Regions from separate parts of the Homo sapiens genome. Here region 1 is linked to region 2. A link is an interaction called in ENCODE POLR2A ChIA-PET data of the cell type or tissue named here. Cell type or tissue: PC-9. All regions are shown on one strand. Each heading gives the region's core, and the rest is flanking DNA. Links, peaks and the distances in the headings are about the cores only. Region 1 holds the start of LINC00593 (long intergenic non-protein coding RNA 593). Region 2 holds the start of LOC107984791 (a long non-coding RNA gene).

Region 1 (9,101 bases), core at 835-8,834, 820 kb after region 2:
CCTGCCCATTCTGCGGAGAAGTCATGCAAATGATAAAACGTACAGCTCTCCAGGGTCTGCACTTCTACATCTGGGCAAGAAGAACCAGGCTATTCTGGCCCTTGCCGGACACCATCCACCATTCCAGAGACATAAAAAAATGCTGGCTTTAGTGTATTTACAGTGGAGCTAGCACCCCAACGATTAATACTTCCCACTCCCCTTAAAAATCCCCAGCCCATCTTTGCACTTCACCTTCAGGGAGAGGCTGGTGAGCCCTTTTAACCGCAGCCAGAAGGACTTGGCTGGTGTTCCTCACGCCCAGGGTCAGACATGCACACAGCACACCTCCCAGCCAGCCATGAATGAGGTGATTATGAGCTAAGAACCTTTGATTCCAGGACCCCAAGTGAGCACTGACCAGGGGTAACCCCAAAGGCAGCTCTTGAGGAAGGCATGGAAACTGCCTTACCTCCCCTTTGCAGCCACAAAAGAGCAGTTCTCTTTTGAATGGCCCCACACTCCTGCTTCTCCCCTTGCCTGCTGCCTTCAACCAGGCAGCTGGAATGCAGTCCTAGACCACAGAGGGTCGGGCTGGGGCCCTGCGTGTTGCAGAAAAGGAGAGAAGCCAAAAAATGGGATGGAATGTGCTCAAGGTCTCCTGAAGGTTTGGGGCAAGAAGGCCCATGTCAAAAACCCAGTCTCAGCTTCTCAGCTTCCCCTTGTCATTTCTCAGAGTCTGCAGAAGGGTTTTGTTTAGGGGTCCAGCCCCCCGGGCAGGCCACCGACCAGCCCATTACAGGCTCTCCCAGGCACTGGAGTTCTGTTCCCTAAATAATGTTATCATTTAGACGGCAGCCCAAATTGCAGAGGGGTGCAAAGCCACTGCACTTCCTCCTAGGCCATCCAAGGCAGGTGAGGAGAAACACAATGTGGGCAAGTAGGGAGGTGGAGGACAGACCCACAAAGGAGCCCCACAGGCGGGTGGCAGCATTAACTTATTATGTAAATACCGTATTCAATTATTCCTCTTCCTCCAACAGGAGTCAGCTAATCACTCATGCCTGGCTGGTTCATGAATATTAAACCCATCTCTCTCGCCAGTGCATTTCAGTGGTCTCCAGGGAAGAGAAAGGTAAAGTGAGGCCCCAAAGCCCTGCTTTAGTGGGCTCTGGAACCTCAAGGGGAAGTCTTGGGCACCTCATGTTCATATGCACAGCGTAGGGATGGAACAGTCAGTCCACAGAGCCACTGAGCACCTGCTGCTGCGGAGACACTGAGCTAGACTCGGGCTGGCTGGGTGACCTGAGGCAAATGATTCAACTTCTCTGGGCCCCAGTTTTCTCTTCTGTAAATGGGATAGCGATGGTTACCTGATGGGTGGTTGTGATTTGTGAACCATTATACATATAAAATGCACCTATGCCATGCATACAGTTAGGAACTCCTGTTGAAGCCTATCTGCACGGTGCAGAACACACACCTGCCCCCAGGGAACTCAATGCTTTGTTTGTAGGGTCATCTATAAAGGGGGAAAGAGCCCAAGGCCCAGAGGGACGGCAGGGCAGGTGAGGGGTGGAGGCTAGGCTGGGAAAGGACCCATGGCCTGGGGTAGGTGTAGAGGACTTCCAGGGAGAGGTGGGCTTGGCATGGACTGTAAAAATTACATTTTTTCATTCATTCACTCAGTCAATATATGTTTATTGAGCACCTACTCTGTGCTAGGTGCTTGGAAACTAGCAGTGCATAAAACACTCCAAAGACCCCGCCCTGGTGAAGCGTGTGATGGTAGCTTTAAGATAGCCACAAATCCTTTGACATTCCTCCCATTGAGAGGTGGGGTCTACTCTGTTCCCCTTGAATCCAGGCTGGTCTTCGTGACTTTTGTGACCAATAGAATGAGGAAGAAGTGATGTTCTGAAGCTAGGTCACTTGTAGCTTCTGCCTGTACCTCTGAAAACACTGGCTCTAGGAGCCCTGGGCCTCCATGGAAAAAGTCTGACTCCAGGTGTGCTGGAGAGGCCATGTGTAGGTGCTGTAGTCCAGCTGAGCCCCAGCCTTCCTGCTGTCCTCATCAAAGCATCAGACAGACCGGTGAGGCCATCCTGAATGTCCCAGCCCAGCCACTGGCCCAACGCCACAGAGCAACCTCCACTAACAGCATGTGGAACAGAAAAGCCACTAGCTGGGATGTGCCTGGATTCCTCACTCACAGCACTGTGAGAAACAATAAAATGCTGGCTGTTTTAAGCTGCTAAATTTCTAGGAAGTATGTTACCTGGCAAGAGATAAGGAGAATATTGTCATAGAGGGAGACAGACTGACAGACAACAAACTATCAAACAAGTAATTAGTATATGCAGTGGTGATCAATGCTACACAGGAAAACAAAGTGGGGGGGAATAAGGAGTGTGTGTGTGTGTGTGTGTGTGTGTGCACGTGTGCGCGCACACGTGCACACAATATACTAAATAGTGTGCCCAGGGAAGCACTTGTTGAGGAAAAAACATCCAAGCAAAGATCTGAGGAAGTAAAAAAATGCACCTATCTGGAAGACAAGATTTCCAGGCAGAGGAAACAGCCAGTGCAAAGGCCCTGAGCTGGGATATGCCTGGCTCATACTAGAAACCACACGGAGCCAGCAGAGCTGGGGTGGAGGAAACCCCAGCCCGGTCACCCACAGCAGCCTCCCCTCCTCAGCAGCAATGCTGTATGTGGTCCCATCACCTCTGGTTTTGGTCTCCTAATGCCACTATGAGCAGTCATTATCCCCTTACTTCAGGATTCCTGTGCTACAGATTGAGAAACTGAGGTCCAGGAAGTCATGAGCCTAAAGGGCCACATCCTTGGTGGGAGAAGCTGGTGAGAAGCCATTCTGACTGTGTGGTCAGGATTTCCCAAACCCCTTCCCCTTCCCCTTCCCTTTCCCCTTCCTCTTCCACTTCCCCTTTCCCTTTCCCTCTCCTCCCCTTTCCCTCTCCTCCCCTTTCCCTCTCCTCCCCTTTCCCTCTCCTCCTCTCACCTTCTCCTCCCCTCCCCTCCCTTTCCCTCCCCTCCCCTCCTTTCTCCTCCCCTCCCCTTCTCTTCCCCTTCCCTTCCTTCATTTCCCTTCCCTTCCTTCATTTCCCTTCCCTTCCTTCATTTCCCTTCCCTTCCTTCATTTCCCTTCCCTTCCTTCATTTCCCTTCCCTTCCCCGCTTCTTCTTCCCTTCTTTTTCCCCCTTCCCCTTTCCTTTTCCTTCCCCCTTCCCTTCTCCCTTCCCTCTCACTCCCTTCCCCTCTCCTCTCCTGCCCCCTCCCCTCCCCTCCTATTCCCCTTCCCCTGCCTTTCTCCTGAAACAGCTCATCCCTCACCCTACTCCCTAGTGCCACCATTCTCCGGTGGGGACCTGCCCTGCCTCTGGCTTCTCAGCCTCCCCCACAACGCTGACTGCAAAAGTGCTGCCCCAGATGGATCCTCCAGGGAGGTTCCTGAGGGTCTAACATGAGCACCCCCAACCCCATCCTCCCCTCCTCTGCTCCCTCCCTGAACCACAGGGTGGGCTGTGACCTGTAAGGGCATCTGATCCACTCAAGAGGTCGAGGATGGGGGAGGATAAGAAGTCAGATGCTGTGGTCTGAATGTTTGTGTCCCACCAAAATACATATGTTGAAACCTAATTCCCAATGCAGTAGATGAAGAGGTGGGACCTTTGGGCCTGATTAGGTCGTGAGGGCAGAGTTCTCATGAATGGGGTTAGTGCCCTTATGAAAGAGATCCCAGACTAGGAAGCAGGCCCTCACCAGACACCAAGTAGGCTGGCACCATGACCTTGGACTTCTCAGCCTACAGAACTGTAAGCAATGAATTTCTATTGTTTATAAGCCACCCAGTTGATGGTATTTTTGTTACAGCAGCCCAGATGGACTAAGATATCAGAGAAAGGGACTCGCAGAGACGGAGCATCTACCGGAGAAGGTAGGGAACACCCCGTGGGAGGCAGCACTCCTCACTGCTGGCACTTAGCGGGCACTCATTGTGGGCCAGGCCATGCTGGCCGCTCTCTTTCATTTCCACCCCTCTGAGGAAAACACTGCTATGTCCCCATTTCACAGAGGAGGAAGCTGAGACACAGAGAGTTTCAATACCCTGCCCGAGTCTTCCAGGGAGAAGGCAGAGGGTGGACACCATGGGACATATTTCATAGCTGAGCATCCTGAAGCGGTTTCCTAATATCAAATATGCGTTTCAACTCCAACCTGAGGCTTTCCAGAAATGCTGGGATTTCTGTTACCACTGCAGACGGCAGAAGAAGAGGCAATAGAGAACCTTTTCAGAACTATTCGCATTATGCCATGAAGGGGACCTCCTCCTTATTCACAGGGAGCCCAGTGTCAGGAGCAAACACAAGGAAGCAGGATATACGCTTGCAGGACTGTGTGGTTGATGACATAAGAGATGAATGGGATGGTATGGGTCCTCTGGGAGCCCTCTCGCAACAAGCTCACAATGGGAGAGGAAGAAAACATCTGGACATTGTGGTTAAGATCAGCATTGTTAATAATTTATCATTATTAAGGATGATAATAACATAGCTGACATTTATTGAACCTTTCTCTTGCTCCAGACTTTCAACCCATAGCTCATTAACTCCTCATGTAAACCAAGAAGTGGTTATGTCCACTTTATGAAGGAGAGCATTGTATCTCAGAGGGGTTAAGTAACCTGCCCAGAGTCACAGAGCCAGTAAGTAGACTTGAACACAGCTCTCTGCAATTCCAAGGCCCATGCTCTTAACCACTGACTGTGTTATAGATGGAACAGTTAACAAAGTGTGGCGTGGCCCCTTGCAGAAGGGAGTCTGCATTTAGCTGTACACAAGCCGTTAGGGATATGATCTAATGGTGGAATTTCTGGCATCAACACTCAGAACTCAGAACTTACAGTTATAGAAGGCTCCAGTTTTATTTGTACACAGTCTCATTGGAGTCTCACAAGAGGCCCTTGAAATTGATATCACTGTTTTCATTTTTACAAGTAGGAAAACCAAGGGCCATGGCTACTTAAACAAGCGTCTCAGAGAGAATCAACTGTGACGTTGGGACCTGACCCCCAGCCACCTACCTACAGCCCAGGGTTCCGCCTGTGGGGGCCAGCTCTCTGGCCAGGTCTGCTTCTGTGCCCCACCTGCAGCCCCTGCCTCAGGGCCTCATCATCCTTTAACAAAGTTCTTTCTGGATGCAGCTACAGCCTGGGAGCAGCGTGCCCCGCAGGAGGGCAGCCCCTGGATAAACATAGCCTGTGGTCCTGCTTTCTACATGGCGGAAAACATGGGCCCTCATGAGGAGCTCTGCTCTGGGAATGCAAGTGCTCTTTAAAGCCAGGGACTCAATGCAGGTTTGTTCTAACCTGAGAGCTGGACAGCTTGGGAGTCTGGGGATGTGGCACTCATGTTTGTCTTATACTCCTGCACTGCTGCACTTGTAAACTGTGGAAATGCCTGACTACATGATTTGTTCACCTTCTTAAGAGAAAAAGAATGAACAAAGGTTATGATGTGATACTTCAAAGAATAGCCCCAAACTGATCAGCCTCATCAATCATGAAGGAAAATGAAAAGGAAATAATAAAAAGATATTTTTGCCAATATGTTTGGCAAAGAGTTAAAAGATAGAAAATACCCAAGGTTGGCAGAGGCTGTGTATGGAAAAACAGCTACTCACAAAATATGGGCGGGAGAATAAGTTGGAAAAATCAATTTTGAAGGCCAAATTGGCAATGCCATACAGGCTAAATGTAAAACACGCCTTTGCATCCACCATTCTACTTCTAGGAATGTACCCCACACCTATGCAAGTGCTTTGAGACATCTGTGCAAAGATGTTTGTTGCAGTGGCGTTTTGTGGCTGTGAAAAATGAGACAATGCCTAAATGTTGGCCTATGGGAATTAATTCAATGGAGTATTATACAGTTGTGAAAAAGAACGTGTTCATCGCCATATAGGGGTCTGAAATGAGGATAAGATATACTGTTCATTGGGGAGAAAATATTACAAAATAGTATGTATGGTATAGCTATACTTTTGTTTTAAATATATTTATTCTTAGTTATTTGTATGCCGATTTCAAACTTGAGCTTGGGCACAGCAGGCTGTTAACTACTGTGACTTGGGGGGAGAGTCACAGGCATAAAGAGCTTTCTGCTTTCTATGCTGCTATGCTTGAAAATGTTTACTATGCCTCCTTTTGTATTTGTAAGCAGGAGAAAACTGTATGATAAATAAGTCATGAGAAGAAAAAGAAGGAGGAGGAGGAGAAGGAGGAGGAGGGGAAGGAGGTGGGAAGTGGGGAGGAGGGAGGAGAAGGAGGTTTTGTGAAACCAGAGCAGTGGAAAGGCATTCTTTGGGGGAAGAAGAGTGGTTCTCCAAGTCACCCCAGGCCCTCATGTACAAATCTCTGAGGACCGTTGTGTCAGGAAACCTACATTTTAACCCAATTCTCCCGTCATTGTCAGGCACTCTGAAGTTGGAAAACCACTGCCTCTGAGATTATCAAGCCTACCCCCTTTGTTTTAAAATGGGGAAACTAAGGCACAGACAGGCTGAGCTACTTGCCTACAGTCACATAGCCAGCTTTAGGCAGAGCTAAGTGAGAGGCCAGTTGCTTTGTTCCCTAGAGTATCCAGGGCTCTTTATCTTTCCATCTTTCCACCCTAAAAGAAGGCCTCGTCAGGCTATGGGGGCTTTGGGGACACTCAAGACTCCCCAAGCAACAAGGTCATCGGCAGTCACCCTCCCTGCCATCTCTGCAGCTTACTGCTCTTCAAGCAAACTCTGAGGATGGAGCTTTTAGGCCACAGACTTAAGTGCTTATCTCTCTCCCTGGCTTCTCTTAAATCAATTACCTGAAATCAATTTAGAATCTACTTTGGCAGAAATATTAGCTGGTCAATTCTTATCATCTCCATCAATGCAATGTTTCCTCAGTCAGGTCAGGGTTCTCCTGGCCCTTTCCTCCCAGGGGCTGAGCTAACACTGATGAAGGCAATGGCTGTGGGGGTTACCACCTACACATAGCTAAAGGCCAGCCACCCGCTGCTGTGCCCTCTCCACACTACAGGGCCTCTGCCAGGCCACCAGCCTGAGTCTTGAAGGTACAGGTAATGTCTGCTGTGCTGGGACCCTCGGGGGCTGGGGGGATGCCACAGAATCCCTGATCTTGTCTGTCTAGATGCAACATCCAACCAGCTCCACTGCCCTGCTCCTACAGCCCGGTGCTGCTGTGAATGCGGCTGTGGGCAGGAGAAGGGCGCGTCCCCCAAGCCTATCTATGGGGTCGGGTCTATCGTTTCTAGCTTCCTTTGGTGCACAGCAGGTTAGAGGGACGGGGTGAGGCTCCACCTTGCTCTGAGAACCAATACCTGCAGCTCTCTCAGTTGCTTCTCAGCATCTCTCTCTCTCTCTCTCTCTCTCATTATTTTCTACTCTGCATCCAAAACTCCTCCCCTCCCTGCCCTACATCTAGAGAGTCCCCATTGCCTCTCAGGTGGAGATCAAAGGGAACTAGCAGGCATCTCCTCCAAATGTACTGTTTATGCCCTTTGAAGCTCAAAAGGCCAAGAGCTGTCCCTGTCACTCACTGGGTCTGCAGCCACATGCCTCACAGCTGACCACAGCAAGATGAGGTACATGGACAAAAGGAGAAGCTGGGAACACAAATGGACCAAGGCTTTGCAGAGGCACCTTCCTCCTGCCTCCAAGATGCTCCTGACCCACACTGGCCTCCCGCAGGAGCTCCCCCTCTTCTCTGCCTGTCTAAATTCCCTAGGGCCAGACCAAGGGCCACCTCCTCCAGGAGCTCCTGGATGGCTCCGAGGACCCCCTTCAGAGTGCCTGGAGTTCTGGCATTCTCAACAGGTGCAAGTCTGCAGTACATTCACCTTCTTAAGTTCTGCCAGGGTGTCTGACGTGTGTGAGCGTGCATGCATGCATGCATGTGTGTGTGCATCTTTGCACACCAACACACATGCCTACTTGCACTCATGTGCTTGTGTTTCATCTGCCCCACTGGACTGCAGACTCGAAACTTCCTTATTGGGCTAGGCATGGTGGCTCTCCCCTGTAATTCCAGCACTTTGGGAGGCCGAGGCGGGCAGATCACCTGAGATCAGGAGTTTGAGATCAGCCTGGCCAACATGGCGAAACCCCGTCTCTACTAAAAATACAAAAATTAGCTGGGCGTGGTGGCCCATGCCTGTAGTCCCAGCTACTTGGGAGGCTGAGGCAGGAGAATTGCTTGAACCCAAGAGGCAGAGGTTGCAGTGAGCCAAGATCGCGCCGTTGCCCTCCAGCCTGGGCGACAGAGCAAGACTCCATCTCCAGAAACAAAAACAAAAACAAAAACAAAACAAAACTTCCTTATCGCTCCAGGCCCTAGCATACCGCTGTTATTGTTGGTTGGAATGTAATGGAAACACCCAGCTGGGACATGAGGCCAGAGTTGGGCCACCAACCCTGAGTCATCGCACTATTCTGAGGGAGTTAGTCTCCTTTCTGGCCTCAGTTTCCTTCTCTGCAAAATTAGGAAGGTAGACCCTGTGTTCTGCAAGATCCCTCCAGGGGACATAATTCATCTAAACATAGCACCAGAACTATGACTCATCCTGAATCCCCATTCTCCCCAGCCCCTGACTCTGTGCTGGGCAATTGAGAATTCAATAAATATTTAGCTGATTGATGTAAGCAAAGCACAAAAGTCATTGAAAGGGACGTTAAGCTTCCAAGAAACACTGAAACCGTCCATGGTATCTCTCTCTTGTGAATTCTCTCAGAGGGCAGAAAGCATAAGTAAAGTAGGCAGCCGATTTTTTTTCTCTTTAAAGTCAAAGACCCATAAATCATGCATGTGCAAATTCATTTCATAATTAACATCACTGGGTATATGTCTGCAAAAGTTGTGCTTCAGCTGGGTGAGATGTTCTGCTAATTAAAGGCTTATTTTGTGATGGGAATCATTTTGTGGAAGCTACTTCACTCGCACTAGTTTAGATTTTTTTTTAATGACCCATAGGCTCTGCAAAGTGAGTCAACTGATGTTGCTGCGCAGCTCACGGCTTATTAGATAGTAACGCCGCGTGCACCCC
Region 2 (9,101 bases), core at 653-8,652:
CGCTGCAACCTCTGCCTCCCAGGTTCCAGCGATTCTCCTGTCTCAGCCTCCCGAGTAGCTGGGATTACACCCGTCTAATTTTTATATTTTTACCAGAGATGGGGTTTCGCCATGTTGGCCAGGCTGGTCTCGAACTCCTGACCTCAAATGATCCACCCACCTCAGCCTCCCAAAGTGCTGGGATTGCAGGCGTGAGCCACCACGCCCGGCCGTGCACTCCTTATTAATTGATCTTATTTTCATGATAGGGCTGTACTCCCTTTTCCAGTAATTCCTTTAGAAATCACAATGATGAGGATTTAGCATTTGATGAATCAATGACTAGTTATGCTCTGTAAAAGCTTTATCTTTAGAATTCTTATGTAAACAAAGATGACATAAAATAATGCTCCTCTTTCTTCTTTCTCCGAAGGGTCACATGGATGAAGATGTTCAGGAGGCTCTGCTCCAGATCATACAAATGCGGCAGGGGCTTGTGTGCTAGCCGTTAGCACTGACTGCCAGTATCTGTTTTATCTTGCTGGTGCTGAACATTCTTTGTGCAACTCCATGGTCTTTCTGGGCCTTACTGTGCTGGTATAATTAAAATAAAATATATTTTGTTCTATTGGTAGGTTTTTTTTTAAAATTAGATGAATATGTTAGTCTTTTTCAATATCAGTTTGAATCTTATTTTCTGTATGTGTTAATTTTACAAATAGGCAAACAACATAACTTTGCCCTGGATTGACTACATATTTTTAAACCTTCAAGTCCCTAATAAAACATGAGCCATCTGAGTGAGTCCATATGAAGCGAGGTTAGGCTGAAATAATTGCTTAAAGATGTCTTTCAGAGAAATTAATTTGGTTGGTGGCCACTTTTAGGTGGATCAAAAGACCTTTCAGATCCTCAGAACCTTGAGACATAATACAGTTGTGAGGAATGTGTTGTAACTTGGCTGGCCAAGTTACATGTTACAGTATCTTTACTGAGGTAACTTCATTAGTGTCTTTGGCCTTTTTTGTAGGTATAGATATTTTTTCTTTTTACACTAATAACTTTTATGCCTTTTAAAATAAATTTATTTTCATAAATGGTTTGCAGTGCTAAATTACATTTAGATTAAGAACAGGCAGGGGTGGAATATATCAGGAATTTATAATAAAATTGCCTTAATCTCTACAACAGTATCTTAATTTTTACTTGCGGTGACTATTCTTGCCACAATATTGGAGAATAATGATAGATGATATACTAGATTTTTCAAAGTGTGAAAACCTTTAGACTTTTTTTAGCAATTAGTTTGACATTCGCTACTATAGTAACCAAGCACTCATTATATATGCATCCTCCAAATGTTTCATGCTTATTTATAGGAAAGTTATATTAATGAGATTAATAATGTGAAATACAGTTTTCCTGCAAAATTAGCATTAGAGAATTGATTTTAGATAACAGATTTTTAAAGTTTTAGAGAAAAGTACAGTAATACAGTAAACTGAAAGAGTATATAGATAGCAATAAAATAACATAAGTGGACATGTTTATAGTAAATACTCTGAAGTAAACAACCGTTTTTATTAACTGCATCTCATTAGGGAAAGTTTATATGTCTTGTTATTTTTTATTAACATTTTATTTACCATTCAGAGTGAAAATTACTAATTTGAGTATTAACAAATAACTGAATAAATGGATCATTACAGTTAGGTTTTCTCAAATTGCAAAATTTGCCTTAGCAATTATCTTTGAACATCCCGAACCAGATTTTTAAATCCCATTTTTGTTTAATAGGGTAAAAATACCATCAAAATGACTTCTCATACCAAAGAATAAGCCATCATATTTTTTCGGTGTTGAAACAACATTGAAAGTCAGAATTGGATTTGTTTTTAATTCTTTATACGGTTTACATAAGCAATATCTGTCTCTTTAATTATTATGATTAATGTCGTCCTTCAGCATGAGTTCTGTTTCACAAGTTTTGGGCCACCTATTTCAATAAAAAATAAAATATAAATTAAAAAAGTTGCCGGGGGTGGTGGCTCATGCCTGTAATCCCAGCACTTTGGGAGGCTGAGGGAGGTAGATCACCTGAGGTCAGAAGTTCGAGACCAGCCTTACCAATATGGTGAAGCCCCATCTCTACTAAAAATACAAAAATTAGCCCTGCATGGTGGCAGGTGCCTGTAGTCCCAGGTACTCGGGAGGCTGAGACAGGAGAATCGCTTGAACCTGGGAGGCGGAGGTTGCAGTGAGCCAAGATCTCGCCACTGCACTCCAGCTTGGGCAATAGCAAGACTCCATCTCAAAATAAAATAAAATAAAACTTAGAGCAAAGTTTAAAACTGAGTATTCATATTAAGTGTTTTATTTTCCATATTAGAGATGGGAAGGGAACCTTATGTGTATTTTATTTTGTTTTCAACCATCAATAAAGTTTTCTCTAGAATATTGTTTTGAACATCCTTGTAAAAGATTTGCGAGTTAAACTATTTTATTTACTGTCTGTGAGAGCATTGGGAGTAGGAAACGATGGACTCCAAAGTACAAGGGAGAATACCCATTTTCATTCAGCTATCTGGAGTAAAATATCAAGTACTTCCTTCAACTAATCTTGTCTCATTCACTCACCTTTTGATATCGAAGGCAGAAATTGCGTTTACAACACTGAAGACCAAAGCTTTTTAATTAGTAAACAAGCGGAACATAGATAATGGACAATGCTGGCCACTGCCATTCTGTGTTCAGAAAGACTATGAGACCTGAACATATGGCCAAGAGGAAAGAAGAGTGACGTTGTCTAAGATGTAATGAGTGCTCTCTGAGAGAATCACTCAATTCCTATTGGAGTGCAATCCTTACTTGAGAACTTTATTACTCTTGTTCTGTGTAGTTTTTTTTTTTTGTCACTTCCCCATCAGAAAAGCATATTCTTTTTGATAGAGGGTCAGTGTTATAAATAATTGTCTTTTGAAATAAAATCAAATATTCATGCATTGAACATCTTAAATCTTTAATATTATGGTGACTATAATCACTTAACTGTATCAGCATTGTTCTAGAATTCCAGATGAATTTAGCTTTGTCTTTTTTATGGCTTTTTAGTTGAACCTTTTCTCTTGACCCTAACCAAATTTTATAGTTTACAATTTTCTACTCTTCTTATAAATGCATTGGCTCATTGCTGCTTTAAAAATCTTGTAGCTTTAGAACATGAGCATTTTTTTTCTCCAGTGTTATCAGCTTTCCTCTGACAAGGAAGGACCTAAAAACTATTCTCACACATGTGCTTGTTACCCTACCTGAATGTTCATGTCTTTGACCGACTCGTTTCAAAGTAAAAAAGGGAAGAGTTTCTAGTTAATTTTTGGTGTTCATGGTGACTAGATACATCAGTGCCTGCTTGCAGGAGTGCCAGACCCTAGCAGTGGTTACAAGCTTCTTTTGACATCTGCTTCACCATGGTAGAAGACAGTTACTTCTTATTGCCTCTGTTTTCATCACTGGATTCTGCAACCTTGCGATCTTTTTTCTTGTTGGTTCTGTGCACCAAAGTAATGGTAGCTCCTCTGGCACCAAAATACGGGTTGAAAGAGAATGCCTGTGATGAACATGAAAGATGTGGCTGACCTAGATCTTACCCTTGGCCCCTAAGTTTTATGAATAAGTTCAGAGGGAGGATAAAAAGCACTGGAGAAGTAAAGGCAGAATTTGCACCATAAAATAGATTGTGCACAAAATACGAAATGAAAATTAGTATAGACATTTCAACTGTCATTTCATTCAGTGTTGTTCCCCGCTAAACTGGAAACTGAACCTGAGACTGTTGCTGGAAATTCAGTTCTTTCCCGTGTTTTGATCTTAGCTATTTGAAACAGGACTCTTTAGACCAGCCTCTCCAGGTAAATATTAACCTGCTTCTTAGCATGGTTTCTGATTATTACTGAATATATTGACCTTTGGGCTCAAGTGAGTAATGAATGTACAGATTTTTTTTTTTTTTTTTTTTTTTTTAAAGATCAAGCTGTATCAGCGATGGCATTCCAACAAGACTCCCTGGGCAGTGAGGGTGCTTGTGTTCAGTGTAATTGGGCATGTGACATCACTTATATATTAGAGGCATTTTCATTATTTATGCCTGCATGAACAAACATTGATGATGAATTAATTCAACCAAAAAGAGAAGGTTACAAAAATGTCATATGTAAATGAAAAAGAGCAAGACTGGTGAGGGTTGCTTCTCCAGTTCATATATATATATATATTTCAGTCTAATTTATATGTATATATATTCCATTCAGTAAAATAATGGAAGAGACATCAATAAAAACAATGCCCCTTATAATTGATATTTGGCATCAAATTGTACTTAATAGGCCTTTTTTTTTTTTTTTTTTTTTTTTTTTTTTTTTTTGAGGAGTTTCACTCTTGTTGCGTAGGCTGGCGCAGTTCGGACTCGTCTCACCGCAACCTCCGCCTCCGGGGTTCAAGTGATTCTCCTGCCTCAGCCTCCCGAGTAGCTGGGATTACAGGCATGCACCACCATGCCTGGCTAATTTTGTATTTTTAGTAGAGATGGGGGTTTCACTATCTTGGTCAGGCTGGTTTTGTACTCCTGACCTCAGGTGATCCACCCACCTCAGCCTCCCAGAGTGCTGAGATTACAGGCATCAGTCACCACGCCCGGCCTGACTTATATTTTAAGCAAGTTCGCAGTTTTTTTCGAGATAGCAGTCCTGGGAATATTCTGAATTCTGGAAAGAGTTTAGAGAGGTTATTGCCTTCTTAATAATTTAGAGCGTCTATTGCTCTGCCAAGTCAGAAGATTAACATTTAATAGAAAAAAATTATATATCTATAATTCAGTCACAGCTATTAGATCAGATGGATTTTGCATTAAGTGAAAAAGATGTTGAGCATTTAAGGACCATTAAACTACAGGACTCTATTGGGTTTTAAGGCCTCGAAGCCAGGGTCCTGCTGCGAAGAGTATTTATTTTACATATACAGAACCCATTAAGGATGGGAAAGGGGCACACATTTTAAAAGAAAATAGGCCATGAAAAAGTGTGATTTTCCACATTGTGAACAGCTACCAAACAGATTCAGTCTTACAATAATTAGTTTTATGCATCATTAAGTAGCTTGCTTACTGGCTAGAAGAATATGGTGAATCCCACTTTAAAAGTGGTACCTGCAGGAAATCCAAGTAGGTACATGTCCTTTGTTGATATTTCACTTAGAGAAACTGTGTTTCTAGTAGTTTCCAGGATTCTTAAGGTTGCTATATATTGTTAGGAATTTAAGTTTGGAAATGCCTTCTTCAGTGGTCCTTAAGGACCATGAAAACAAAGACCCAGAGAGGAATTCTAGTGTTTACTTTTTCTAGCAATGCTCAAATTATCAATGAGAGAGTGGAATTTGACCCTTGAGAAGAATCACTTGCCTATTGGAAGAAAGTCTGCACCATTCTCTTTATTAAGTGCTTATCACAATGCCATTGTTGGAAGTAACCAATATCTTAATGTAAGTTTTTCTTACTATTTACACCATGCCTCCTGCCCCATTCCTACCTCCAAAAAGGGGAAGAGTTCTAGGAGTATAAAAGCAAATAGACTCAGGGAGGATGTGAGAATGGAGTTAATATAATTTGTAACTTTTTCCCCCTACAATGTCCAAACAAATTTGGTGATTTTCTTTCTTGCTATTCTAGGCTTTTTTAAATTGCCTCTGACTAAAGTGGCACCTTATGGGCTGCTTCAGAAATTTTCTTCAGGATTTAAAAATGAAGCCGATTCATATTCAGAGTCTTCCTGCTGAAAATCTGTTAAGCCAAAATAAAAATGACTGCTACTTAAATTTTTTTTCCTCTTTGTTGTTGCTGCAAACATTGTCTCAGTTACAGGAGTTGCAAGATCTCATTTATGCTTTGTACAAATGGAGAGACGAACCATCCCAGGACTACCAATACAAGTCCTAAGGATTAAAGTGTATCTGCCTCAATCAGATAAATGTGAGCTGCACTACTGAGTGTGGAGGCTTTTTTTTTAAGTGAATTGTTCCAGTTGGCCTTAATCCCTAAGCAATATAGCTCCTTTAAAACCATCTTTATTCATTCACACCAATTGACACTTAAAATCCCCCAGCCACTGTTCATCTAAGTCTAAATATAGCTGTTAGAGTCAAATGTGTCTTAAGAGGATTTTCAATCTGATTATCCAAAATACTATTTATTGTCAATGTTTTTGGTGTGCCATGGCCAATCTTATTATTATAATGTCCATAGCATTTAACGGCGGCAGAGCCTAAAATATATCACAGCAATTGGGATAACCTGAAGGAGGGCTTTTCTCCAGCTCCGCGCTGTCGTTCTGGCACAGCTTGTTGTGTGGTTATGAACATCAGAAAGAATTCCTTAATAAGCTCTTGCTCTCCTTCCAGACCCTTTTGGGCAATCTCGCCCTCCATGTTCTCTAAGTAGAGAGCAGTTACCAGGACAACAGAGAATTTGAGGAAGATTTAATTGTGATTTGATGTCTAACCAGAATAAGGAGCTAGTGCCTTGAATTTATATTCTAGGTTTCCAAGCAAATGTCAATATGCATATTTATTATTTTTGCCCTTCCTCATTATAAAAAGGATTTTAAGATGGCTGACTTTTTTTTTCTTAATATGGGAGAGGAGAATGGGGATGATAAATACTAAAAGGATAGGAAAAACAAGCAGCAGCTTGTTATGCAGGAAATATGCCATTTAACATTGTAATATCCTGCTTTTCTGGGGCTGACCTCAGTTTGACTCTCAACTTCCTAGTGGCCAATGTAATGATGAAAACATCACATATGTGAGGCACGGTGTCAGGCAGAACACAGTTATTCCTGGTTCTGAAATTGGCGTGGTGTTCTCCATGGGGCCAGCACATCAATTGGTATACATCTCAAGCTGGAGTACGCAGTGCCTCAGGGCACATGCCGTGGGATAAAAATGGCACATTTCCTAAAGTGCTTCCATCGGACTTAATGGTAAGAAAGCTATTTTTAGTAACATTTTTATTTTGGAATAATTTGTAGTCCATGAGATGACTGACCCAGGGTAATAGTCCACATTTTGAGTCCATAAGGAAAAATCCGTGTTTTTTTTTTTTTCTTGCCTTATTCTTGGGTCACAGATGTTTCAAACAAATTTCTTAAGTAGATATCTGTATCTGTTGTTTTTGGTTGGTTGGTTGGTTTTTTGCCTGCCTTTTATTTATTTTTCATTTTCTGTGTCACTCCCTTCTGGCCTTCTATGCACATGACAAAAATTCTTTGCCTGGCCAAACTTTAGTCAAGCTATTCAACCTTCTCCTAGGCCCATCTGTGCACTTCCTTGTACAACCCAGTTTTAGCAAAGAACCCTACCAAGTCAGTTTAGCAAGAGCCCTCACCCTTGATAGCTGATCACTCTTGACATCTGATCCGATTCCTCATACTCCACCTTCCACAGGTGATGTCTGATCACCCCATCTGTCTTCAGTAAGAATCCTGTGGGTTAGTTTAGCCTTACTCCTGATGTTGTCTTGTAGAAATTTCCCATCCAGTGACCACCCCTCCAACCATGCTCCTTGGCTATAAATGTCCACTTGCCCATGCTATATTCAGAGTCAATCCCAGTCTCTCTCCACTTTTGCAAACTCTGTTGCAGTGGTCCCTATCCTAACACGATGGTCCTGAATAAAACCTTCTTAATGTGCTTTCACAAATGTCACTGAATAATTTTTTCATTAACATGCTCACCATACCGTAAGTCCCCCATTTTTGTACCCTCTTACCTAGGCCCTAAGTGCATGTGCTCTTGTTTTCTTTCCTCTCGCTCACTTCCTTCAAAGATAGGAATTGGTATAGCTTTGAGGCAGGAATTAAAAATCAGTGTGACTAAATTAATTCACACTGGCTGTAAGTTATTGATAACCCACTGTACACTATTTTTGAAAAGCATGTTTAACCCCCAATAATGTATTAATTGGCAGATAATCTTAGGAAAAACAATAAAATGAAGGGAAATGATTCATATTTTAGGGGGAGAGGAAGATGATTTTCAACAAGTAGAGGCATCATCTCTACCTGAATTATGCTCAACCCCTTCACAGTTCTCCCTGAACTGTTACTGCTTTCCTTAGAGTGCTCCATTTCTCTGTATTTTTATAAACATCTTTTTCTAAAAGTGTAGTGTGTAGTGGACGTTTACTGTTCTCTTGACCACGCAGCATACGAACCACCTTTCTACCTCTTGGGAATTCTCTGCCTTATGAGTCTTGATAAGATGTGGAGACATCTGCTCACTATAGAGGCTGAAAATGCCAAACGATTGCTTTTCCCTGACAGAGGTGGTATTGGGGTGCAGGCACATGACCCAGGCCAGCACTTTCTGCCAAATGTGCCCTCAACTTTGACTAGGGGACTAAGCAACGGTAAGAGGCAAGGGTGATATTCGTCTTTCTGGCAGCAACGACAGTTGGGGTTACTGCACGATCAGGTTCCTAGTGCAGAGATGGAGGTGGTCAAAAGATGAACATCTCATGCTTGGTGGAACAGCTGTTTTCTCACCGATAGGCTTTGGAGTATAATTTGGAAACTTGTTTCTGTCTGCTCAGGCCTAAGCCTGATTTTCTACCTTCTCTATAGATAGCCAGTACATTTTAAATAAATCCCTGCCTGCTTAAAACAGCCAGATTGATTTCTATTGCTTATAATTAAGAACCTGGGCTGATAAATTTTCCTTCTAATTTCCAAAGCATAGTCAATTTAGAAAATTTCAGAAAATACAGATAGGAAAAAGGCAAAAATAATTCACTCCAAGCCTACAGATAATCACTGTTTGTGCTTTGATGTTATCTTTTCCAATATGTTGGATGCATCTATTCCAAGGAAGAGTTTTCTGAGGAAGAATAATGGGGCATTGGCTGGGCGTGGTGGCTCATGCCTGTAATCCCAGCACTTTGGGATGCCAAGGTGGGTGGATCACCTGAGGTCAGGAGTTCGAGACCAGCCTGGCCAACATGGTGAAACCTTGTCTGTACTAAAAATACAAAAATTAGCCAAGTATGGTGGCACACACCTGTAATCCCAGCTACTTGA

What was found. Peaks named below come from ENCODE experiments on the same cell type or tissue, not always from the same donor. Only the 100,000 strongest peaks of a DNase experiment are listed, where the experiment ranks them.
Region 1: POLR2A ChIA-PET joins it to region 2 with 16 read pairs; 2 of 35 experiments call an interaction of 5 or more read pairs at or near these places.

Annotation. Positions count from the first base shown.
Region 1 is chr15:69,826,415-69,835,515 of GRCh38, reverse strand. It overlaps LINC00593 (long intergenic non-protein coding RNA 593), which reads right to left and starts at 282. Exons shown (of 5, transcript NR_026764.2): 1 at 235-282. In PC-9, for the core only: no CTCF peak of the experiment used is centred there; no DNase peak of the experiment used is centred there.
Region 2 is chr15:70,648,439-70,657,539 of GRCh38, reverse strand. It overlaps UACA (uveal autoantigen with coiled-coil domains and ankyrin repeats), which reads left to right. Exons shown (of 19, transcript NM_018003.4): 19 at 413-2,986. The coding sequence ends at 484. LOC107984791 (a long non-coding RNA gene) reads left to right here and starts at 4,565. Exons shown (of 3, transcript XR_001751595.2): 1 at 4,565-7,007. In PC-9, for the core only: no CTCF peak of the experiment used is centred there; no DNase peak of the experiment used is centred there.